Linked DNA regions of Homo sapiens: regions 2 and 3 are each linked to region 1. A link is a loop called in an ENCODE intact Hi-C map of the cell type or tissue named here. Cell type or tissue: mammary epithelial cell. All regions are shown on one strand.

Region 1 (8,000 bases):
GAGTCTGGAGCGCAGAGGACAGGGTCTGGCTGCTCTTTGGCCTTGGATGGAAAGTGGGGAATTGGGTGGGGGGCTGCGGACCCCTTAACGTGGATTACTTGGTGTGTATCAGCTGGGCTCAGAAGACCCACGACCTCTTCTCCATCCGTGGATTGATTTGTTCTGCTTAACAGCTGGGTCGCCAAGCTGGAGGTAAGTTTCCCTGCGGTTCGGGGAAGGGATCTGATTTACTTTCTTTTCTTTCTTTCCTTTTTTCCTCCGCGTCGTTTTTCGAAGGTCTCGAGATTCCGGGTTGAAATTTTTGTTCTTGTAATTGACATCTTCTTGGAGGTCATTTTAGTCATCCCCCTGCCTCCAAGCGGAGCTGATTCACCTGGGACACGGTGGTCAGCGACCACCCCATCCTGGGCGTTCTCGGCCGTTGTCCTTCAGCCTCTAGCGCTGCCAAGCCTTGGCTGCCTGGAGGGACCGAACCTCAGCTGGGGGAGACGCCCCCGCGTCCTCGGCGCACCCGCTCGGCCCCTTGCACTTGCCTTAACGCCTGGGCGCCCTCCGGGCTCCGTTACTTCGGGAGCGGTGCCGCCTCCGTGAGCTCCTGGCGTCCGCCCACTGGCGACCGGGGACGCTGCTGGGGCGCAGCGGTTGGAGAACGCGACTCAGCCGAGCCCCTCTCACCGTTGGGGCTAGGGGGTGAGCGGGGGCGTTTGGCAAGCAGCTTTCCGGCGAGGACTGGGCCACCCGTCAGGCTGACGCTGGTACGCGTTTGGCCAGGGTGTGGACGGGCTTTCTGAATAGGTGGGAGGTGGCAGGAATTCAGTCCAGTGAGACCACCCGCCACCTCCCCTTTCCGGCGCAACTTGCTAATGGAAGTCGTTTCTTGGCCAATGTGGGGAGAGGGCTTACGTCTTGAGTCTGGAACTGAAAGCATACCGCTTCTGTATCCATAGCTTCCTCCTCCCCTTGTTCTTTTGTGTCTGCCCTGTTTGGGGGCAGCGCGATGCCTGTCACTGAGTAGGCACTGAATAGATGTTTGTTGAATGAATGACTGAGCGACTCCACCCTTGGCGTGCAGATTAACCAGGGTCCTCCTTTTCCTTCTCCCTCCTTGGCGATTGTCCTCACCTCCAGGACCTATCTAGGTTTCCTGAGGATGCTTTCCCAGAGGTGGGATTCCCTCCTTCGCCCCTCACCCCTCTCCTGCAGCCTGTGGGTTCGCATTTAGAACCTGTCGGTGATCCATTTCCCACCCAGCAGTCCCTTCTGCATAGGAATCTGACGCTGTCAGGGATCACTCTTGGTCAGTGCTCAGGGTCCCAGCGTCTCCAGTGAGCACTGCTCCAGGAGCAAGAGAAAGTAAAGCAGCACCGGAAGAAGAAAAGGCAGTGCATAGTGGCACGACCCCCTACCCTGGGAGCTGGGGCCCTCGGTGCCCCTGGTCCCATGCAGGGTTTGGAACTGCCCAGGTTGACACAGCACCTTACCTGCGGCCCTTCCCCACCCTCTGCCCCCACCCCAGTTCTGTGCTTAGACTGACTCCGGGAGAGGAAAGGTTGAAACCGCCAGGCAAACTGATAACCAACCCCACCACTCCTCCTCCCTGTCTGATTTTAAAAAGTAATCCATGCTCTTTCTCTTTCTTTTATAGAAAACTACACAAAAGTGCCCAAAGCAGGAAAAACATCCAATTCACACAGTAATGCTGGCAATTTGATATATTTCCTCACTGGTGAAATCCTGCAATGTATACAACTTTTTCTCCTCCTCTTTTTTTGTGTAATTTTATTTGAACGTTTCCCCCATGTCATGACGGCATGGTAACTGTATTCTGCTGCAGGCGTTGACTCATAATTGGCTTGGCAATTTCCCTATTGTTGGATACTAAGTTGTTTCCAAAGTTTTACCATTAGAAGTAATACAGTGAGCATCTTTTGTACATAAAGATTTATCCACATTTTGTATTATTTTCTTTGGAAAATTCCCAGAAATTGCTATATTTGCTTTAAGTTAGAGTTATGTCTAAAGCAAAGGAATAACTCTATTTCTGGATATTGCCGAGATGGGCTTAGAGGAAAAGATACCACTTACCCATCAGATAATACTGCATCTTGGAGCGGGGACGCAGAAGGGGCACAGAGTGAATGGCTGCTGAGGGAATGAAGTGTTTTGTTTTGTTTCTTTTTGTATCAAAGAGTTGATCAGCATTGGTATGAGAATAACTTAAAATTTGTCATCAGGATTATGATGTAAAATTTTTTTTTTTTTTTTTTTTTGAGACGGAGTCTCGCTGTCGCCCAGGCTGGAGTGCAGTGGCGCGATCTCGGCTCATTGCAGGCTCCGCCCCGCGGGATTCACGCCATTCTCCTGCCTCAGCCTCCCGAGTAGCTGGGGCTACAGGCGCCCGCCACCTCGCCGGGCTAATTTTTTGTATTTTTAGTAGAGATGGGGTTTCACCTTGTTAGCCAGGATGGTCTCGATCTCCTGACCTCGTGATCCGCCCGCCTCAGCCTCCCAAAGTGCTGGGATTACAGGCGTGGGCCACTGCACCCGGCCGATGTAAATTTTTTTTTAGCAATACCATAAAGTAAGATATATCAGGCAGCTAGATTTAACATGCTGTCTTTTTTAAAAACTTAACTTTTGATTTTGATATAAATCTAGATTTACAGGAGTTGCAAAAATAATGCCAAGGGTTCCACTATATCCTTTACCCTGCTTCCCCAAATGCTAACATCTGATATATCCATGGTGCAATGATCAGACCTGGGATACTGGCACTGACACAACACGTTTAACTAGTCTACAGGCCTCATTCAAATTTATCCATTTGTCCCACTCATGTCCTTTTTCTGGTCCAGGGTCCAATTTGGGATCCTGTAATGGGACCTTGTAAAAAGTGGGAACCCAGAGGGGTAGAGAAGACAGCCTTTGTTCAGGAGGAGGTTTGAAATTGGGACGTCATTTTCATTTTCCTCCCCAGGTGAATTTGCCCTTCCTCTACTGACGGTAGCAGAGCCGTATCAGGCTTCCAGGGCCTATGGGAGCTTGCCCATAAGTGGGGAAAGCATCTCTGTGTACCCCCTCCCTCCTTTCCTCTCCCCAAACCTACAGTGGGAATGTGTCATTGAGTGAAATTGGGTTATTAGCCGGTCTGCCCTGACACGTCTTTTTGGGGGTAGACGTTTGCCATCTGGTGTGCGTGAGAGCAAGCTGCTGAGCCACTGAATCCGTGGTTGACAAGTACACCGTGCAATGCCTGCGTGGGTGACTCATGCCGGCTGGAGTAGCAGGTGTGTCGGGAGCTAAACGTGCAGACCCAGCAGGTACAGCATTTCCTGGTTATCTGAGCAGATTGGAAGGAACACGGATTTCTGCTCTGAACTCAAAATGGATTTAGGGTATTGTTAAGCAATTTTGGGTTAGGAAGTGATTCTCCTTTTCTTTAGGGGACTTTCTTCCAGGAGAAGATTTGGGGTGAGGAGAGCTAGCCCGAAGGGATTTTTGGAGGTGGCTGATATGGATGGAGGCTAGCCCAGGATCTTTGCATAAGAGTCCACTTGTGTGAATTTGAAGAAACCCAGGAAAGGGGCCCTTCTCCTGTCCTTACAATAAAGAGACCGCATGGTCAGCCAGTAACGCACACGTGAATTGAGGCTGTCTGCTTTGAGTATCACTGTGTCTTTTCTGACTTGGAGTGGTTGCCTGCATTGAGCGAAGGCGATGTTTGTTTGGGATAAGGAAGTTTTGACGTTACTTAAATCTCAACAAAACAGATTTCTGTTGTCCAGACAGAGTTTCTGTGTTAATGTTAGGGTCTGGTTGCCTAGACTTGATTTTTCTTTTCCTTTTTGAAATGCTCCCAACCTTCCTACTGTAGCTTGTAAACTGAAGGATATTCATGTCTTTCTCTCTCCTTGTGAACTGGTACAGACGTTTTCTGTAACTAGCCAGCTCCAGTGAGGATCATAACAGGAAGTCTCGCGGGGAGAGGGGTTGCGGCTGTTGTGACTAAACAGTTCTGGAAGGCACCTCTGTCTACACCTGCCTGTCCCTGTCCTCAGCGTCTCCTGGTGGGTCCTCCCTACTCAGACGCTGCAGCTTTTCTAGAATCTACTCCAGTGCAGTGCAGACTGTTCACTTTAGGACTGCCCCACCTGTCCCCTGGTGTTCAAATTGTGGTTTGCATAAGAATGAATTGCTTGCGGAACGCGTTATAAATGAATATTCTCAGCACCCACCCCCGTCCAGCCCCTCACCTTCAGTGCTTGGGGGTCTGCATTTTCAACAAGCCACCCAGGCCATTCTGACACAGGCACTTTAAGAAAACAGGAAGTTGACTGACTTCTTGGCCAGATAAAGCCTTAATTGAACATTTTCCCACTGAAGCTTACCCAACCACAGTGTTTTTTTCTTTCTCCTCCTCCAGGAAGCCTTTCTGGTTTACCTCCACTGGTCTGGGCCCCCGCATGTACTTGTTTGGTTTGTTGGTACAGGTTTTTACTTAGGAGCCTTGAAGTCAGATGCCCTTTATACTTGGTTAAGACAGGAGTGGCTGCATTTGGGTGAATGATAAAGGAACTACAGCTCTGGGCATTTTCTCCCCTCAGGTAGGCAAGCTCTTTGGGAGCTTGGAACGTGTCCCTGACCAGGCAGCATCCTGGCACATTTGTTTGTGTACCCACACAGACCACTGCTGCTTCTGTCTGTGGCCACCATTGTTCTAGACAATGTCACTGTCATCATGGAGCTGGTTGGGGTCCTCCACACCAAGTTAGCATCCCCTGTTCATGTGATTGATGCACCCAGCTCACTTCACAAGAGGACAGGAATGATCCTGGATGAATTGTTTTCAATTATGCTGTTGGCGAAAGACCCCTTGTTCAAAGTCAGCTGGTGGTGTTCCTGCCTTACAGACGAGGCCTGTGCCTAGAAAAACATCTATACAAAACCAATCTTGGTTGATCACATGATATTCAAAAGGCCCGGAGGAATCGTGCAACCTAGAAGAATGCTGAAGTGGCAAGTTTCTGCCCAAGAATTCTTTTTGTAATGTGAATCATCATCATCTCCTCCCATATTTGGTCTGTTGGTACAGGTTTTTGCATGGACGTCTTGGAAACCAGGTGCCTTTGTATGTGATAAACAGATGTGGCTTCGTTTAGGGGTTTGACCAAGGGACTGCAGTTCTGGAGCTGCAGAAATCAACCAGACCTTCCGACCCCCAGGTCTGTGAGGCTCCCCCAAGGTTTGGAAGATGCCGATTGTTAGGGTCCAGTTTTAATGATTTACAGACTTACCTCCTTTGCTTCAAAAGTGGTCATTTTACTTTAGCAATTTACTTCTTTTTGGTGTTTGCTGGACTGGGAAGTCCCAGTAGGATAGGCCAGGAAAGACCATGCCCGCCCGCCCAGCAGTCCCTTCTGATGATTGAGTGGGGATTTCAGGGCATGCTTTTTGAGCTAGCCATGGAGTGTTCCTTCTCTAATGATAGATGTATTTCCAATCATTTGCCTATGGACTTCCTCTTACCTTAATTCTACAAATATTCAGTGCCTGCTGGATGCTTTTTTAGGCATTGGTGCAGCCGCTTTGGTTCTTCAGCATGTGGGCTGTGGTGGTCTTCGGCGCCCATCGGAAGCTGATTTGAAGATTTAGCAGCCTGTGTGGAAGCGGGGGTTCTGTTGCGCTTTACAAAGTGAAAGGAAGGTGTCTGAGGTGCTGGCCTTTGGGGACAATTTCACTATGTGAGTAAAACCCTTATTGAGCTTTAAGTGACGAGAAGGTTTCTGCAGTTATGCCTTCTTCACTTAACTACTTGAAAACTTTATTTTATTTTATTTTTTTCTTTTATTATTATACTTTAAGTTTGAAAACTTTTAAAACATTTCTACTTTTCTCTTTTTTTTTTTTTTTTTTTTTGAGATAGGGTCTTGTTTTGTTGCCCAGGCTGGAGTGCAGCGGTGCGATCTCAGCTCACTGCGACATCCGTCTCCTGGGTTTAAGCCATCCTCCCACTTCAGCCTCCTGAATAGCTGGGACTACAGGCACCCACCAGGATGCCCAGCTAATTTTTGTATTTTTTGTAGAGATGAGGTTTCGCCATGTTTCCTAGGCTGGTCTTGAACTCCTAAGCTCAAGCAATCCACCGGCCTCAGCCTCCCAAAGTGCTCGGATTACAGGCATGAGCCACTGCACCTGGCCCACCATTTTTATTATGATAAAATATACACAACATAAAATTTACCATCTTAACCACTTTAACGTACACAGTTCTATGGTATTCAGTACATTCACGTTGTTGTGCAACCATCACCACCTATTTTCAGAAAGTTTTTCTTCCCAAACTAAAACTCTGTACCCATTCAGTACGAACTCCCCATTCCCCGATCCTCCCAGCCCCTGGCAACCACTGTTCTACTTTCTGTCTCTATGAATTTGGCTACTCTGGGTATCTGATAGAAGTGGATCATACAGTATTTGTCCTTTTGTGTCTGGTTTATTTCTTTAGCCTACTTTCTTCAAGGCTCATCCATGTTATAGCATGTGTCAGAATTTGCTTTTTAAGGCTGAGTAATATCCCACTGTATGTTTATATTGCGTTTTGTTTATCCACTCATTTCTCTGTGGATACTTGGGTAGCTTCTACCTTTGGCCATTGTGAATAATGTTGCTAGGAACACGGATGTGCAATGTTCGGGTCTCTGCTTTCAGTGCTTTTAAGGATATACCTAGAAGTGGAATTGTTGGACCACATGGTGATTCTATTTTTCATATTTTGAAGAAAAACCATACTGTCTCTTTTTTTTAATTTTAACTTTTTAAAAAATTTTTTGACACCAAGTTTCACTCTTGTTGCCCAGGCTGGAGTGCCATGGCGTGGTCTCGGCTCACTGCAACCTCCACCTCCTGGGTTCAAGTGATTCTCCTGCCTCAGCCTCCCTAGTAGCTGGGATTATGGGTGCCTGCCACCATGCCCGGCTAATTTTTGTATTTTTATTTTTATTTATTTATTTATTTATTTATTTTTGAGATGGAGTCTCGCTCTGTCGCCCAGGCTGGAGTGCAGTGGCACGATCTCTGCTCACTGCAAGCTCTGCCTCCTGGGTTCACGCCATTCTCCTGCCTCAGCCTCCCTAGTAGCTGGGACTACAGGCGCCCGCCACCACACCCGGCTAATTTTTTGTATTTTTAGTAGAAACGGGGTTTCACCGTGTTAGCCAGGATGGTCTCCATCTTCTGACCTCGTGATCCGCCCGCCTCGGCCTCCCAAAGTGCTGGGATTACAGGCGTGAGCCACCGCTCCCGGCCTAATTTTTGTATTTTTAGTAGAGATGGGGTTTCATCATGTTGGTCAGGCTGGTCTTGAACTCCTTAGGCTGGTCACCTTAGGTGACCCACCTGCCTTGGCCTCCCAAGGTGCTGGGATTACAGGCACGAGCCACTGCACTCAGCCTGCCATACCATCTTCTATAGCATCCATACCATTTCACATCCCCACCAATGGTGCACAAAGTTTCCATTTTCTTGCCAAGACTTGTTTTCTTATTCTTTTATTATTATCTATTTATTTATTTATTTTGAGAATAGCCATCCTAATGTGTGTGAAGTGCTTTTTGCTTTAAGAAAGCCATCTTCACGAAGAGTGAAGTGTCCAGGAAGTGAGGAGCGGCCGAGTTGGTGGGGGTGGCGCCCAGCTCTGAATCTGCCACAAGTATTCTTTCTAAATGAAAAGGTTTGATGACCTAGCACGTTCCGTAGGCCCTGATTCTTTGAACTGGAGTTTTCCAATTGCTTTTGTGCCCATATGCCATGTGATAGTACCTTCAACCTGGTGAAATGATCAGGTGTCATCCTGTTTTACAGGAGGGGCATTAAAGCACTAGTCAGTGAAATGACGTGGATAGGTACTGACCTTGTGGACCAGCCCTCCCACTCTAACTCCTAATCTGGCACACATAGTGAAGAGCGAGTATTTTGGAAGTGTTGGTGTGGAGACGGAGGGA
Region 2 (8,000 bases), 73 kb before region 1:
GAGGAACAGCAAGGAGACCAGATGGCTGGTGTAGCTGGAGCTAGGAAGAGATCAATAGAAGAAGAAATCAGAAGAGAAGAAGAGAATGGAGGGAGAAAAGAATGGAGAGAAGAGAGAATGGAGAGAAGATAAATCAGAAGAGAAGAAGAGAACGGAGGGCATGAATGTGTAAGTCATTACAGGCCAGCAGGGGATGTGGGCCCTGGCCCTGAGTGGAATGGGGAGCCACTGCAGTGTCTTCAACACAGGAGCAGCATAATCAGACTTAGCAAATTTGCAGAGAATAGAGTTTATAGGGGCAAAGGTGGAAGCAGGGAGACTGGTTAGGAGGCTGTTACTGTAGCCCAGGAAGGACATGATGGAGGCTTGCACCTTAGTATAGCCATGGAAGAGGGGAGAAGTGGCTGGATTCTCATCAGATCTAAAGGTAGATCCCCGCCTCTGGTTTCCCTGGCAAATTGCATATAAGGTGTGACAGAGAGTAGCCAAGAATGGCACCACGGTTTATGGTCTCCTCTTCCCCAAAGCTGCCACTGACCACTTTCCCTCCCTGCCTTCTGCAGTTTTATGTGGAGCAATGAGGTATGGAAGAGGGCTTGGCATCCAGCATCCTTTCCCTCACTGCAGGGACCCACGGCGTGTCCTTCAGTCCATGGCTTACCCTTTGTGGACCTTGGTTACTACATCTACAAAATAGAAAATGGACCTCCTCTGTCATAGAAATAATAACTGTTTATAAAGGCACTTAAAGCTCCTTAGAAGAAAGCACTAAGGATGTGAGGGCAATCTGGCTGTGACATCTGTCACTCCATTGATTGCCAGGGTTGATTCGGCTGATCTGGCTGGCTAGGCGGGTGTCCCTTTCCTCCCTCACCGCTCCATGTGCGTCCCTCCCGAAGCTGTGCACTTGGTTGAAGAGGACGACCATCCCCAATAGAGGAGGACCGGTCTTCGGTCAAGGGTATACAAGTAGCTGCGCTCCCCTGCTAGAACCTCCAAACAAGCTCTCAAGAAGAAAGCACTAAAATTCTGGAAACATTGTTAGTGGTTTGCGATAGTATTTTGAGAGCTGGGGAACTAAATGTTTTGGTTGCATCTCCTCCCCTGATGTGTTTGCTGCAGATGGAGAGGCTGAAGCCCTCCGTGAATAAGAAACTGGAGTGAGAGATGCTTCGCGGGACAGACGTTCATATCCTGAGGCAATACCCCACACGGATGTCCAAACTCATGATCTAAGGAGACTGTCCACATGCCAGGTCCGCAGGAAATGAGACTGAGGCCCTCATCATTCAGACCCCCAGGCGATCCTCTTCTGGGGCCTTGCACTGCTGCCTCAACTATCTATATAAAGTTCAAAATCACATATAACTAGGCTCTGCTGTTAGAAGTGAGGATAGTGATTCTCCTTCAGGAGAGGCCCATGAGGAGCAGGAGCCCAGGATTGAGGGGGTCTCAGGGTGCTGGTGATGTTCCGTTTCTTGATCGGGATGTGGGTTTCATGGGTTTGCTTAGTTTCTGAAACGTTATCCTGTACAACGCAGGCGGATCTGCTCTTTTCTGAACATACATTCAACTGCAGTAAAATATCTTTTTAAAAAGGTAATGGGAAGATACTCTTTTCCCAAAAATATGACTCCTCCCTAGGAACTGAAATCCTACCTTTAGAGAGTTGTCGGTTTCTGCTCAAACGTGTTGTTTGTAAAATTTCAAATATGTTAAGGAGAATTAACAAATTAAACTGCCAATGGGCTAATGGCCATTAAATTAGTAGCTAAGAAGGCATAGCTTGGTTGTGCCTGTTTGGGGACTTTGTGTAAATAGGACTGTACAACACTTACTATTTTGTGTCTAGTTTTTCTCACTCAGAATTGTGTCTGTGACGTGGCTCCAGACTCACACAGAGGTATAAACCTTTCATTCTTATTGCCACACAGTATTCCATTGTGTGAATAGAACACAAGGAATAAAATGAGTTTATTTTACTCATTCTGTTGTAGAGGGGCACTTGCATGGTTTCCAGTTTATGACTATTATTGATAGCACTGCCATGAATAACAGCACTCCCAGGATGTGTGTGCCTGTCTTTCTTTCTCTCTTTCTCTTTCTTTCTCTCTTTCTTCTCTTTCTTCCCTCCTTCCTTCCTTCCTTTCTTTTCTTTTCCTTCCTTTCCTTCCTTTTTTTCTTTTTTCTTTCTCTCTCTCTCTTTCTTCTCTTTCTTCCCTCCTTCCTTTTCTTTTTCTTTTCCTTCTTTTCCTTCCTTTTTCTTTTCTTTTTTCTTTTTCTTTCTCTCTTTCTTCTCTTTCTTCTCTCCTTCCTTCCTTCCTTTTCTTTCCTTTTCCTTCCTTTCTTTCCTTTTTCTTTTCTTTTCTTTTTTCTTTTCTTTCTTTCTCTCTTTCTTTCTCTTTCTTCTCTTTCTTCCCTCCTTCCTTCCTTTTCTTTCTTTTCTTTTCCTTCCTTTCCTTCCTTTTTCTTTTTTTTCTTTTCTTTCTTTTTCTTTCTTTCTCTTTCTTTTTCTTTCTTCCCTCCTTCTTTCCTTTTCTTTCTTTTCTTTTCCTTCCCTTCCTTTTCTTTCTTTTCTCTCTCTCCCTCTCTCTTTCTTTCTTTCCTCTTTTCTTTCTTCCTTTCCTCTTTTCTTTCTTCCTTTCTTTTCTTTCTAAAAAAAGGCCTCATTCTGTTGGCCAGTCCAGGCTGGACTGCCATGGCTCCATCATAGTACTACAGCCTCAAACTCCTGGGCTCAGGCAGTCCTCCCACCCATCTCCTGAGTTGCTGGGATTACAGGCGCGAACCACTGCGCCCAGTTTAAGATGTGTCTTTTGATGGCTACAGAGGCACATTGCTCTCAGATGTGTGCCCCCACCACATTGTATGAGGCAGCCTCATACTTGGCTAGCCCATAGGATTGGTTTGCTTTGCTGGGACACTTAGCAGGTGAAGGTCTTCAGAGCATTCCTCTGGGAGTCAGTGATCCCATAGAAATGTGGGCGGTTTGTCTACACTTCTGCAGGGAGAAGTGCACAGTGGTGGCCTGAATCACCCTCAGCCACCACCCTGCCTTCCGGCTGACTTCCTTGGGCTCTTCCTCACCCCCTCGAAGGAAGGCAGCAGACTGTAAGGGAATGGATGGGTCATCTCATCTCGCCAGCCTGCACCAAGAAGTTTCCGAGAACTGCACCAAGAGGGTGGGGGAAGATCCCTTGCGTGCTAAGCCAGCTCCTCTGAGCAGGTAGGGCCGGGCAGCCCTGCGGGGAGTACCCAGCCCCTTCCCACCTGCAGGCTCATCAAACACCTCGACAGGCTGCCCTAGTGGGAAGCCGGTGATGTCATCTCCAGGCCTGAACAATCAGGCCTTTCACGGCAAGATGATAACAATCAAAACAGTATGTAAGGGCCTGCCACACAAGAACACACACGCTCATCGCACATGGGAGGATCTGAAAGCCGGGGTGAAGCAGGGCTTGTCAGGGATATGCCATTCTCCTTTCATAATCAACCGGCCAGGGAATATAGCCTGGAGAGCAAGGCTGCAGGTTGCCGTCCCTTCGCTTGCCAATTCTCAGAGAAACCCATGACTCTCTCCACTACCTCTCCTGAGAGCGTGCACCTCGAACCCCAGAACTACACCCCAGGCTGAGCAGCAATCTGCGCTCAAGCAGGAGTGTCCCACTGCACAACTCCAGGGGGCGCCATGGTCAGAGAACACAAGGTGAAAAGTACCCCTGGAATTGTGCAACAGTGAGCTTTGAGAGTGACCACTGGCTTTGGACTAAGGGAGCTGAGGCCTGGTGGTTCTCAAAGGTGGTTGCTCAGCCCCAAATCTGTCGTGCCATAGCTAAGTTCCCTAGAAGCCTGCACTCCACTGAGGCTAGAAATTCTCAAATGAGATGCGTGAGATCAGGTGTTCTCCACACTCAGTCTGAGCAGTTTTTGTCGTCCAGCTATTTGCTAAGGAAGCAAGCTCATCTAACATGTTTACTCAAGGTCAGTGGGTCTCAATCAGGGTTGGTCCCCTCCCCCTCCCCGGAGACATTTGGCCATGTCTGGAGACGTTTTGGTTGTCACAGCTGAGAGGTTGTTGCTGGCATCTAGCAGATAGGAGCCGAGGATGCTGGTAAGCATCCTACACTGCACAGAACCAGGCCCCCACAACAAGGAACTCACGGTGTGAAATGTCAGTAGTGGTGAGGTTGAGAAATCCCGCTGTGGATGGCACGTTCCACTCCATTAAACCCTGCAGGTCTCTGGCTCGAAACCCCCTGAGTCTGGCCTGCCCTCCCTGTTGACCAGAAGAGGCCAGAACCTCAGCTCACTAGCCAAGTGGGTGTCGGGCAGCGTCCGCCCCTATCTCCATATGGTTCGATGGGTCTGCATGAGGCCCAGAAAACCCGGTATGTGTACACAGTAGCAGTTAGGAGGCCCTGCTCTGTCACTTCCCAGCTCCACAACCTTCAGGGCCAGTTATTTAACTCCTTGAGCATCAATTTCTCCATCTGTAAAATGGGAATAATGGTGAAAGCTGCTCATGAGGTGGTTGAGGGGCAAGGCATGTTGTTACATGTAATATGCTTACAAGCACGCCCAGCACGTAGTAATACTCAATAAATAACAGCAGTGGTTATCGTCATTTTTATTCTAGCCGGAGGACCTCGGGCTGCCTCTGATGGGTGCGGTAATGAAAGACTTGAGCTGGTTTCAACCGCAGGCGGTTGCAGTGGGGTCTCCAGTGCTGTGCACAGCTCCTGGCACATGCTCTGTGCTGCTGCTGACACGAGCTGGAAGCATTTCCCAAGCTCAAGGCCTGAGACATTGAGGTTTGAGTGGAGATGGCTAATAAATGAATTTCAAGGGAACACCCCTGAGTAACTCACTCAGCACAGGCATCTGCCTCCCAAAGATAGTATAGGGACCCCTGGGGTGGTACTTCGCACTCCGGCCTTGGAAAACACCTGAGGTATGGCTGGGGTGTTTAACACTCAGGTTTTCCCTAAAAATCCAGCAGGTTCAGCTAAGAAAGAATCACAGAGGGCCAGCCATGGTGGCTCAAGCCTGTAATCCCAACACTTTGGGAGCCTGAGGCGGGCAGATTGCCTAAGGTCAGGAGTTTGAGACCAGCCTGGCCAACATGGTCAAACCCTGTCTCTACTAAAAATACAAAAAAATAAAATAAAATAAAAATTAGCCAGGCATGGTGGTAGGTGCCTGTAATCCCAGCTATTTGGGAGGCTGAGGCAGGAGAATTGCTTGAACCCGGGAGGCAGAGGTTGCAGTGACCCAAGATCGCGCCACTGCACTTCAGCCTGGGCAACAGAGCAAGACTCTGTCTCCAAAAAAAAAAAAAAAAAAAAAAAAAGAGTCACAGAGGACACGTGTAAGAGAGATAGGCCTTGGCTCGAATGCATGTTTTATTTTTGTTTGTATGTTGGCTTGGACTTGGAGAAGGGGAGAGAAAGGAAGACCTAGCTCACCCCGCCAGATCATCTCACATCTTTGCTTTCTCTGTTCCTTCTTTCTGGATGAAATGCATTTCCCCATCTTTATCTATTAAAATTGTCCCCATCCTTCACAGTCCATCTTGGATGTTGCTTTCTCCACAAAGGTTTCCTGGATCATCTGTCTCCGCCAAAATCATCCTCGCCCCTAATGCTCTGTGCTAGATCTTATGGCCTTTAGCAAGTCCCGTGCTGTGCTGGAGTCATTTGCAGGCAGGTCTTTTGCTGTGTATCAGATTATAAGTTCCTTGAAGACAGGGACCTTCCAAATGTCTTTCTTCATATGTGGCATGAGCTCTTGCACATGGCCAGGGCTTAGCGGTTGACTCTGGAGTGACTCCTGAGAAGAGGCTTCCAGGTGGCCAAGTTGCCACTGCAGGACATGGTTCTGCCCAGGAGGTCGTATAATTGAGAAGGCTAAGGCACACCCTTTGTAGAAGAAATTGGTGTGTGGCTGGGAGGTCACCAGTCTGGGGGGAATAGGAGGCTTCAGTGCCCAGCTCATCACCGCCTCATTCAGCAGCCTCGGGCAGTTTTAACAGTGGCTGCTATTTAAAGAGCACCCACTCTGGGCTCCGAGATAAGCCTGGCACTTCACAGTGATCATTTGCCATCCACACAAGAGCCCTGTCGGTGGGGGAGTTTTATGCCCATTTTTCAGTTAAAGGAAAGGCTGAGTGATCTGTAGCTTGCACTGGGTCCCACCTGTGCACCTGGGGTCCCACCCAGATGTGTTTGACTCATATGTTTGACTGGCACTACACATCACAGGGCCTCCAAAGGCATTGTACTTGTCTGCATCTCCTTTTTCTACCTTAACAATCTTAACAATCAAGGCATTGAGCCAGGCGACCTCCAAGGGCCCTAACTTTTAACATGGGTGATGGGTGGGGGGTAGTAGGAGGAGGATGCTGGAGAAGAGAAGTCAGCCCCTGGGGCGAAACAGGGTCAGGCCTCTAAGAAAAAGCAGAAACAACTGCCCACCGGGGATGCCTTTCTTCCTGTTGCCCACTGCTTGGGATTAGTGTTCCCTGAAGATACGAGGAGGGAGGCCCTTCTTACCTAGCACCCGGATGGGACCCTGGCCATTGGCCCTCAGCCTCTACCAGGTTGGAAGAGCAAAGGATGAGAGACCTCTGGAAAAGTACCTCAGACTGTCCGCCTCTGCCCCTGCATCCAGCCCACGGAGAGGCCAAGCCCATGAATGGGCACCTTTCCCCCGCCTACACTCCCTTGGCACCCCTTGTGGGCCCAGCCCCCCTCCATCTTCTAGGATTCATTATTTGTGCTCAGGCCCAGCGCCTTCCCCACTTCCTTACAGGTCACCTCTGGGGGTTTCCTAAGCAGCCTGAATTGTTTCTTTATGTCCCTACCCAAGAAAGCAAAGTGTCTGCTGCTGTCCCTACAGGGAGGCCATCCCTTCTGCTTCTGCCGTGCCTGCCCAGTTCCTGGATGCCACTCAGGGCTGGGCTGGAGACAGCAGCCCGCAAGGACCCACCCAGCATCAATGGGGCTGGTGAGGGTTTCAGGGAAGCTGGCTCTCTAGAGGGCAGTAGATCCAAGGGGCTAAAAGCGGTCAAAATTTGCATCAGACCATTGCGAGTTTTAGGTAGGGCTTTTTACTTTTTCAAACATCTGCTTAGCTTGTAGGATTCTGTATATATCCCCTGTGGAAAATTAAAATTCTTACCCTAGCTTGCCTCTGCCACCTACCCTGTTTCTGACTACTTCTGAGGGTGACCAACTCACATCAGTTATCTGGGGACTGTGCCAGGTTTAGCACTGAGTAAGTCCTATATCCTGGGAAACCCCTCAGTCCCTGGTGAACCGGAATGGTTGGGCACCCTAGTTCCTGTCCCAAAAGGGACACTGTATTCAGGGAATTCTGACCTCTTAACATATTGGCCTGTACATTCTAATGAGGTAAACCATTGCTACTCACTCCTGCCCAAAGTCAGGGCAGTCAAGTGATCTTCTGTAGTCTTCCTTCTTGCCATTCTCTCTTCCATCTCTGCTCCTCCTTGATGTTTATTTTTATTTATTTATTTATCTTTTGTTTGTTTGTTTGTTTGTTTTGAGGCAGAATCTCACTCTGTTGCCCAGCCTGGAGTGCGGTGGCGCTATCTCGGCTCACTGTAACCTCTGCCTCCCGGGTTCAAGCGATTCTCATGCCTCAGCTCCCCTGGTAGCTGGGATTACGGGCACCCACCACCATGCCTGGCTAATTTTTGTATTTTTAGTAAAGACGGAGTTTCACCGTGTTGACCAGGCTGGTCTTGAACTCCTGACCTCATGATCTGCCCACCTCTGCCTCCCAAAGTGTTGGGATTACAGGCGTGAGCCACCGTGCCTGGCCTATTTATTTATTTTTTTGAGGAATGATTTTGAAATATGCCTGATAATTGTGTTCTTTGCTGTTCTTCTTTTTTCTCTTTTTTATTTATTTTTATTTATTATATACAGACAGGGTCTTGCTATGTTGCCCAGGCTGGTCAAACTCCTGGCCTCAAG
Region 3 (8,000 bases), 720 kb before region 1:
GGGAGCTGGGTTGATGCCAGAGATAAGGCCTGTGGGCGGAGGGAGAAGGGTTGAGCAATCTCGCCCTGGAAACAGAGCTGACCTGAGCTCTGCGTAGCTCTTCTGACCTACGTACTGGAGGATTTTTCCCGACCGTGAGGAAAAGAACCAAATTCTGGAGCTGGGGACACTTTGAGGGGTCATCCGGCAGAGTGTCCTGAAGGCCAACTCCAGCCAGTGCTTCTGGGGTGCTCTAGGAAGGCCAAGCCCATGCGTGCCCTCTCTCGGCAGGGAACTGGATGGTAGTGCTGGAAGGAGCCCGCATGTGGCACTGGACACAGCCCTTTTTGCTTGAGTGCGTTGGGAAGGAAATTCAGACATTAGGGCCGGGCACAGTGGCTCACGCCTGTAATCTCAGCACTTGGGGAGGCCAAGGCGGGCAGATCACTTGAGGTCAGGAGTTTGAGATCAGCCTGGCCAATATGGTGAAACCCCGTCTCTACTAAAAATACAAAAATTAGCCGGGCATGGTGGCGTGCACCTATAATCCCAGCTACTGGGGAAGCTGAGACACAAGAATCGCTTGAACCCAAGAGGTGGAGGTTGCTGTACTCCAGCATGGGCGATAGAGTGAGACTCCATCTCAAAAAAAAAAAAAAAAAAAAGAGAGAAATTCAGGGCCAGGCGTGGTGGCTCACACCTGTAATCCCAGCACTTTGGGAGGCCAAGGCGGGTGGATCAGGAGGTCAGGAGATCGAGACCATCCTGACTAACACAGTGAAACCCTGTCTCTACTAAAAAGTACAAAAAATTAGCTAGGCTTGGTGGTGGGCGCCTGTAGTCCCAGCTACTTGGGAGGCTGAGGCAGGAGAATGGTGTGAACCCGGGAGGCGGAGCTTGCAGTGAGCCGAGATCGCGCCACTGCATTCTAGCCTGGGTGACAGAGCGAGACTCCGTCTAAAAAAAAAAAAAAAAAAAGAAAGAAAGAAAAATTCAGACATTAGTCTCCCACATTCCCGCTCACCGTGCCCCGAAAGCTCCAGCTTAAAATACGCCTTCTTGAGGAGACTTGGGCTTCCTTCCAACTAACTTACATTGGAGTCTCCCCCAGGCACTGCCAGCTTGCAGCTCTGGGCTCTGTGCCAGGATGGCAGTGCTGGCATCCAAAGCCCTCCCTTGCCAGGAACAGGGGAACTGGCTGTCTCCACTCAAGCTGAGGAAGGGTCTCTCTTTTGGGATTCAGGTGAGCACAGTTTAGGGTGTGGTCATTAATGAAGGCTTACAGTTCCCCACCTGTAAGAAACTGCTCTGCACACCTGGTGTTTCCCCTTCACCCCAAAGATGGAGCTGAAGGCATCTGGAAAAACCACAGTGCCAGGCAAGAAGGATCCCTGGATGTCTGTGCTCAGCCAGAGCTGCTTCAGCCACCATCTTCTGCCTTGGCCATCACGGTAGCAGAGGTTGTCTGGGGCAGCCTCCACCTCCCAGCATGAGACTCTGGGTTCTTCTTTTGCCCAGACACCTGCAGTTCTGGCAGTCACTGAACTTGGTCTGGAGACCCCAGCTTTGAATCTCTCCAAGTGTGCCAACAAAGCCAGGTTCTGTGTGCTGGCTTCTCTTTCCTGCCTGTCCTTCCTCTCTACCTCGGGTCTTCACTCAGTGCAACCTTCTTATTTCCTTACACTGTTGCCTCCAACCCTGAAGCATCAGAAAGGGACCTGTTCCCCTCAAGTCCTGGAATTGGGCTTAAGGCTTTGTCAAGTGGTACAAGGAGTAGAGAGCCCAAGAGAGCCCAAAAAGAGCCTAGGGGCTCGCAGTACGATTTGTGGTTACCTCTAAGGAGAATCTGGTTAGGTCCAAAAGATCAGATTATATTTTATTGGGGGTTGATCATATTGAAGTTTTGTGCATTATTTTTTTGTTTTGAGACAGGCTTTTTGCTGTGTTGGCCAGGCTGGAGTGCAGTGGTGCAATCACAGCTCACTGCAGCCTCAAACTCCTGGGCTCAAGAGATCCTCCCACCTCAGCCTTGAGTAGCTGAGACTATAGACGTGTGCCGCCATGCCTGGCTAATTTAATTTTTTTTTTTTTTTTTAGAGACAGGGTCTCACTGTGCTGCCCAGGCTGGTCTCAAGCTCCTGGGCTCAAGCGATCCTCCTGCTTCTGCCTCTGCCTCCCAATGTGCTGAGATTTCAGGCATGAGCCACGGTGCCTGGCCTGTGCATTATTTGTTGCTAGTAGCACCCGGGGTCTGGCAAATTCCTGAGTTACTTTTACCCTTATCCTAGGAAGGAATGGAGGAGCTTCTCTTTTCCCACCTCCACCTCACCATCTTGTCTGAGAGAAGCCAGGCTCCTTCTTCTGGCATCATTAAAGGTTAAAAGGTGACGGGATGAGGGAACTCAGATCAGGAAAGAAACCAGATCCGAGGGTTTCCTGCCCCCGACTGCTGGCAGAGACTACAGAGGGAGGGCAGAATCTGTACCTGGGCTTCAGCAGCTTGGGGGACCCTTCCCCCTGCATCAGATAATCCTGGGAACCCCCAGGACTTTGAAAAGGGTCAACCCATTGTCTCAGCCCACGTTTCACTGTACAGACTTTTGAATTAGGTGCTCTCAGGTGGCTGTTCTCTATGAAGTTTGCGAAGTGACAGTGGCTGGAGTGTCACTGGGTGTGACAGCATCATCTTTATAGCACACATGGAACTGTGCTCACCCGAGCACAGCACTTGGGAGTTATGTAATGTTATCAATTGTTCTGAGAGCTAATGAGGAAACTGAGGCACAAATAACTTGACCCACGTGGCAGGCCACCTTGTGACCTAGGGAGTGGGGCTCTTTGTCCCCAACTTCCGGCAGGGCCAAGATGCAAGATTAGCCTGTCTGCTCTGGAGGGAGTTTAGATCTGCCAGTCTCCTGGAGACCCCAAGGTGGCCATGAAATTCCCAGTTCTTAGCTGAGCACCCGGCTCTTAGGAGCGGCAAAGTGAAACCAAACAAGGCCTGGCAGATCTGATTTCAAGCGCGGCACTTTCCTCTGCGATCACTCCCGAGCAGGAGGGAGGCACCCTGCTGCCCAGTAGTAGCACCACTCCTAGAGGAGGAGGGCCCAGCCTGTATGGGGGCAGTGGGGCCCCCCACCAGGCATCCATCCTGCCTGGCCCAGATGGTCCCTCTGCTGGTGGCTGGCTTCGGGTGGTGGCTCCGGGAAGCACACATTTCCAGGAAGGGCCCTGTAATCAAGTGAAGTTGCCGGATGTCCTTGAGTCACTGGCTCCTCTTCGTCTTGACTCCTCCGTTGTTGCTTCCGGTCACTCCCTAGTCTTGGCTCCTTTTTCTTCCCTTCTCTGTGCTGTTCTAATTCCCAGGAGGTGAGGGAAGGTTTCCCCTTCACCTCCTGCTGACCTGCTTCTCCCCTGGCCTGAAGCCTGTGGTTCTGGGATGGGGATGAGGATAAGGATGAGGTGGGTGCAGGAACGAAGATGAAGGAGACAAGCAGGGCAGCTGGTTCCCAGCCCACAAGGAGCAGGAGGCTCCCCTGGATGGACCTGGGGTGTTGGGCTGTAGCCTGTATTTTCCAGGATTAATCTATAAGTTCCCTGGAGTGGTGGGGAATGAGGTGCTCAGACTCAGGAGATGTTAACCTGAAATTGTGTGCACAACTGCGTATCCTGTGTGTACTCATGCATCCAGAGCCTTGAGCAGCCCTCCCAGGCCTGAGCCCCAGGGACACTTATGATGCACTGTCCCCCTCGCACCACCCGCCCCCCCCACCCCGATGTTCCTTATGGTGGAGTGGAAAAAACCCAGAGTCCAGCACATCTGGATTCTTGTCTCTCTCTCCTAACCAACCGTGTGTGACTTGAGTAGAGCACGTGCCCCTCTAAGTCTCGGTGCTCTTATCTGTGAGCTGGGGATGATAGTGATAACTCCATGGGATTGTTGGGAAGAATACATGAGATAAAGTTTTTCAAATGCTTGGGACCGTGTATGACTACAAAGTTTATCGTCCCAGCACTTTGGGAAGCAGAGGTAGGAGGATGGCTTGAGCCCAGAAGTTTGAGGTTACGGTGAGCTTTGATTGCACTGCTACAGTGTACTCCAGCCTGAGGGACAAAGCAAGACCCTCTCTCAGGAAAAAAAAAAAAAAGAAGAAGAAGAAAAGAGACAGTTTAATCAAAATAAATCACCTAACACAATGCCTGGTGCAGAGTAAAAAGCTCAACAAATCTTAGTTCTTTCTCGTATTTTCTCCATGACATGTGGCCCAGGAATAGTTACTGCAGAGTCTGGGGAGGGGTCTACCCCTGAGGTTAGGTAGGGTCTAGAATAGTATTTCCTTAGAGTGGGTTCCTCAGCACACAGTCTTGCTATCTGTTGGGATCCACATGGAGAGATGTTATTCCGGAGTGTTCTTGATAATGAGTCACCATTTAAACTAGACTAGACTCCTTATGCTATATCTTCCAGCAATTAAAGGGTAAATTATTTTAAGCCGTAGTGTGTTTTCCCATAACTCAGCCTGGCTGAGTGAGTTATTGGCATCATTTTCCCATAAACTGTAAGAATTGTGCATTCCTTAAGGTGGTGGAGAATACTTGTGTGATATTCAAATCACAGTGAGCAGGATGATCAGTGGGACTAGCCCTAGGATGATGCTGTCAATAGGAATGTGACGCTAGTCACATATGGAATTTTATGCTTTCTAGGAGCCATGTTTTTAAAACTAAAGGAAGGGGGAATTAATTTTTTTTTTTTTTTTTTTGGAGACAGAGTCTTGCTCTGTTGCCCAGGCTGGAGTGCAGAGGCATGATCTCATCTCACTGCAACCTCCACCTCCTGGGTTCAAGCGATTCTCCTATCTCAGCCTCCCAAGTAGCTGGCATTACAGGTACCCACCACCACGCCAGGCTAATTTTTGTATTTTTAGTAGAGACAGGGTCTCACCATGTTGGCCAGGCTGGGGTTGAACCCCTGACTTCAAGTGATCCATACTCCTCGGCCTCCCAAAGTGCTGGGATTACAGGCGTGAGCCACCGTGCCCGGCCAATTATCAGTTTTTGTTTGTTTGTTTGTTTGTTTTTGAGATGGAGTTTCACTCTTGTTGCCAAGGCTGGAGTGTAAGGGTGCGATCTCGGCTCACCGCAACCTCTGCTTTCTGGGTTCAAGCCATTCTCCTGCCTCAGCCTTCCGAGTAGCTAGGATTACAGGCATGCGCCACCACGCCCAGCTAATTTTGTATTTTTAGTAGAGACGGGGTTTCTCCATGTTGGTCAGGCTGGTCTCGAACTCCCAACCTCAGGTGATCCGCCCGCCTCAGCCTCCCAAAGTTCTGGGATTACAGGCGTGAGCCACCGCGCCTGGCCAATTATCTTTTTTTTTTTGAGACGGAGTCTGATGCTGTCCCCCAGGCTGGAGTGCAGTGGCGCCATCTCGGCTCACTGCAAGCTCTGCCTCCCGGGTTCACGCCATTCTCCTGCCTCAGCCTCCCGAGTAGCTGGGACTACAGGTGCCCGCCACCATGCCCAGCTAATTTTTTTTGTATTTTTAGTAGAGACGGGGTTTCACCATGTTGGCCAGGATAGTCTCGAACTCCTGACCTCGTGATCCGCCCGCCTCGGCCTCCCAAAGTGCTAGGATTACAGGCTTGAGCCACCGCGCCCGGCCAATTGTCAATTTTTAAATGTAAAATAATTAAAATTTAAAATTCTGGCCACGTGTGGTGGCTCGTATCTGTAATCCCAGCACTTTGAGATTACACTTGAGGCTAGGAATTTTAAGACTTGGCTAGGCAACATGGTGGTGCACACCTGTAGTCCCAGCTACTCGGGACTGAGGTGGAAGGATTGCTTGAGCCTAGGACGTTGAGGCTACAATGAGCTGTAATTGTGCCACTGTACTTGAGCCTGGTTAACAGAGTGAGACCCTGTCTCAAAAAAAAAAAATTAAAAATTCAGCTCCTTAATCACACTAACCACATGTTAAGTACTCAGTAGCCTTATGTGGCTTGTGGCTGCTGGATTAGATGCCGGAGGTTTAGGATATCACTGTAAGTGCCAGAAAGAGAGATGTTTCATGTCAGTGGTATTATTCAACATTATATTGGCAGTGTAACAAATATAACGAGATAATGAGGAATGGAGGAGGCAAAATTATTATTAGTTGCAGATGATGAGCTTATCCACTTCCAAAGCCCAAAAGATTCAATCATATAGTTGCTTAGAGCCTGTAAGGTAGTATAAGCTTGGTGGGGTGGCCATTAAATATGTTAGGGGGAAAAAAAGGTAGCCTGCTGGCCGGGTGCAGTAGCTCACACCTGTAATCCTAGCACTTTGGGAGGCCAAGGCTGGTGGATCACCTGAGGTCAGGAGTTCAAGACCAGCCTGGCCAACACAGTGAAACCCTGTCTCTACTAAAAATACAAAAATTAGCCAGGCAGGCAGGGCATGGTGGCTCACGCCTGTAATCCCAGCACTTTGGGAGGCCGAGGTGGGTGGATCACCTAAGGTCAAGAGTTGAAGACCAGCCTGGCCAACATGGTGAAACCCCATCTCTACTAAAAATGCAAAAATTAGCTGGGCATGGTGGCGCACGCCTGGACGCTGAGCCACAAGAATCGCTTGAACCCTGGAGGCAGAGGTTGCAGTGAGCTGAGATGATACCACTGCACTCCAGTCTCGGCAATACAGACTTGGCCTCAAAAAAAAAAAAAAAAAAGCTGGGCATGGTGGCGTGTGCCTGTAGCCCCTGCCACTTGGGAGGCTGAAGCACAAGAATTGCTTGAACCCAGGAGTGGAAGGTTGCAGTGAGCTGAGATACACCACTGCACTCCAGCCTGGGGGACAGACTCACAAGAATGTATCATCTGGAAATAGTTAAGGTTATGCACATAATTGCCTGAAAGGACCTTACAGAGTTTCAACTGAAAATGGAAACAACCTAGCCATTCAATCCCTGATTGGATGTAAAAATTAGATATTAAGATTTAATTTAAAACAATGTAGCATAAATTGTTAACATGTAAATATTTTGACCCAGCTGTGAACAATGGTTGGCTTTATTTATCCATCTACAAGGGAACATGCTGCTTGTGTAATAAGGGGGAAAATGTCTAAATTATTGCTCTCCAATAGAAGTCTTAGGCAAGTGCCATACATAATTTATATTTTAATAGTTACATTTTAACAAGTAAGAGGAAATGGTACATTTTGACTCACTATATTCAGAATATCATTTTAACACATCAGTCTAAAATATTAATGAGATATTTTATACATCCTCTTTTTTTATACTAAATCTTAGAAGTCCAGTGTGTATTTTCCACTTGTGCACATATCCATTTGGACTTGCCAGATTTTTTTTTTTTTTTTTAATTTTTTTGAGACGGAGTTTCACTCTTTTTTGCCCAGGCTGGAGTGCAATGGCGTGATCTCTGCTCACCGCAAACTCTGCCTCCCGGGTTGAAGCAATACTTCCTGCCTCAGCCTCCCAAGTAGCTGGGATTACAGGCGCACGCCACCATGCCTGGCTGATTTTGTATTTTAATAGAGATGGGGTTTCACCATGCTGGCCGGTCTGGTTTCGAACACCTGACCTCAGGTGATCTGCCTGACTCAGCCTCCCAGAGTGCTGGGATTACAGGGGTGAGCCACCGCGCCCTGCCTATTTTTTATTTTTGTGTGTTTATTTTTATGTGTATAAATATAAGGAGTGCAAGTATAGTTTTGTTACATGGGTATATTGTGTAGTGTGAAGTCTGGGCTTGTAGTGTAACCATCACCCAATCGTGTACATTGTACCCATTAAGTAACTTCTCATCCCTCACTGGGTTCCCACCCTCCCAGTCTCCAGTGTTTATTATTCCATGCTGGCCACATGTCAAGTGCTCAGAAGCCAGAAGTGGCTGGTGGACAGTGGAGGGTCAATTATTATTAACTCATAGAGAGAAGGCATAAAGTGGAAGTAGCTGGGAGGTTCTGGTGTGCACTATTGCTTTCCTCCTTGTCCAGGTCACTCTATGATC

What was found. A loop is a pair of places that touch in the nucleus more often than their neighbours do. Peaks named below come from ENCODE experiments on the same cell type or tissue, not always from the same donor. Only the 100,000 strongest peaks of a DNase experiment are listed, where the experiment ranks them.
Region 2: it touches region 1 in a loop (9-fold over the local background); 6 of 110 quality-filtered maps call a loop at or near these places.
Region 3: it touches region 1 in a loop (3-fold over the local background); 4 of 110 quality-filtered maps call a loop at or near these places.

Annotation. Positions count from the first base shown.
Region 1 is chr17:72,584,395-72,592,394 of GRCh38, reverse strand. It overlaps LINC00673 (long intergenic non-protein coding RNA 673), which reads left to right. Exons shown (of 4, transcript NR_152516.1): 1 at 1-192. Among named protein-coding and RNA genes, the nearest start is that of LINC00673, 4.4 kb to the left of the region's middle. In mammary epithelial cell, CTCF peaks have their summits at 3,214 (motif pointing left) and 4,164; DNase peaks (open chromatin) are centred at 1,814, 3,214, 4,004 and 5,034; H3K4me3 peaks cover 3,989 bases; H3K27ac peaks cover 6,169 bases.
Region 2 is chr17:72,656,925-72,664,924 of GRCh38, reverse strand. All of the region lies in intron 7 of SLC39A11 (solute carrier family 39 member 11), which reads left to right. It also overlaps the pseudogene RN7SKP180. Among named protein-coding and RNA genes, the nearest start is that of LINC00511, 20 kb to the right of the region's middle. In mammary epithelial cell, CTCF peaks have their summits at 3,671 (motif pointing right) and 7,038 (motif pointing right); DNase peaks (open chromatin) are centred at 3,284 and 7,254; H3K27ac peaks cover 1,677 bases.
Region 3 is chr17:73,300,405-73,308,404 of GRCh38, reverse strand. All of the region lies in intron 1 of CDC42EP4 (CDC42 effector protein 4), which reads left to right. Among named protein-coding and RNA genes, the nearest start is that of CDC42EP4, 7.6 kb to the left of the region's middle. In mammary epithelial cell, a CTCF peak has its summit at 3,146; DNase peaks (open chromatin) are centred at 3,134 and 4,524; H3K4me3 peaks cover 975 bases; H3K27ac peaks cover 1,342 bases.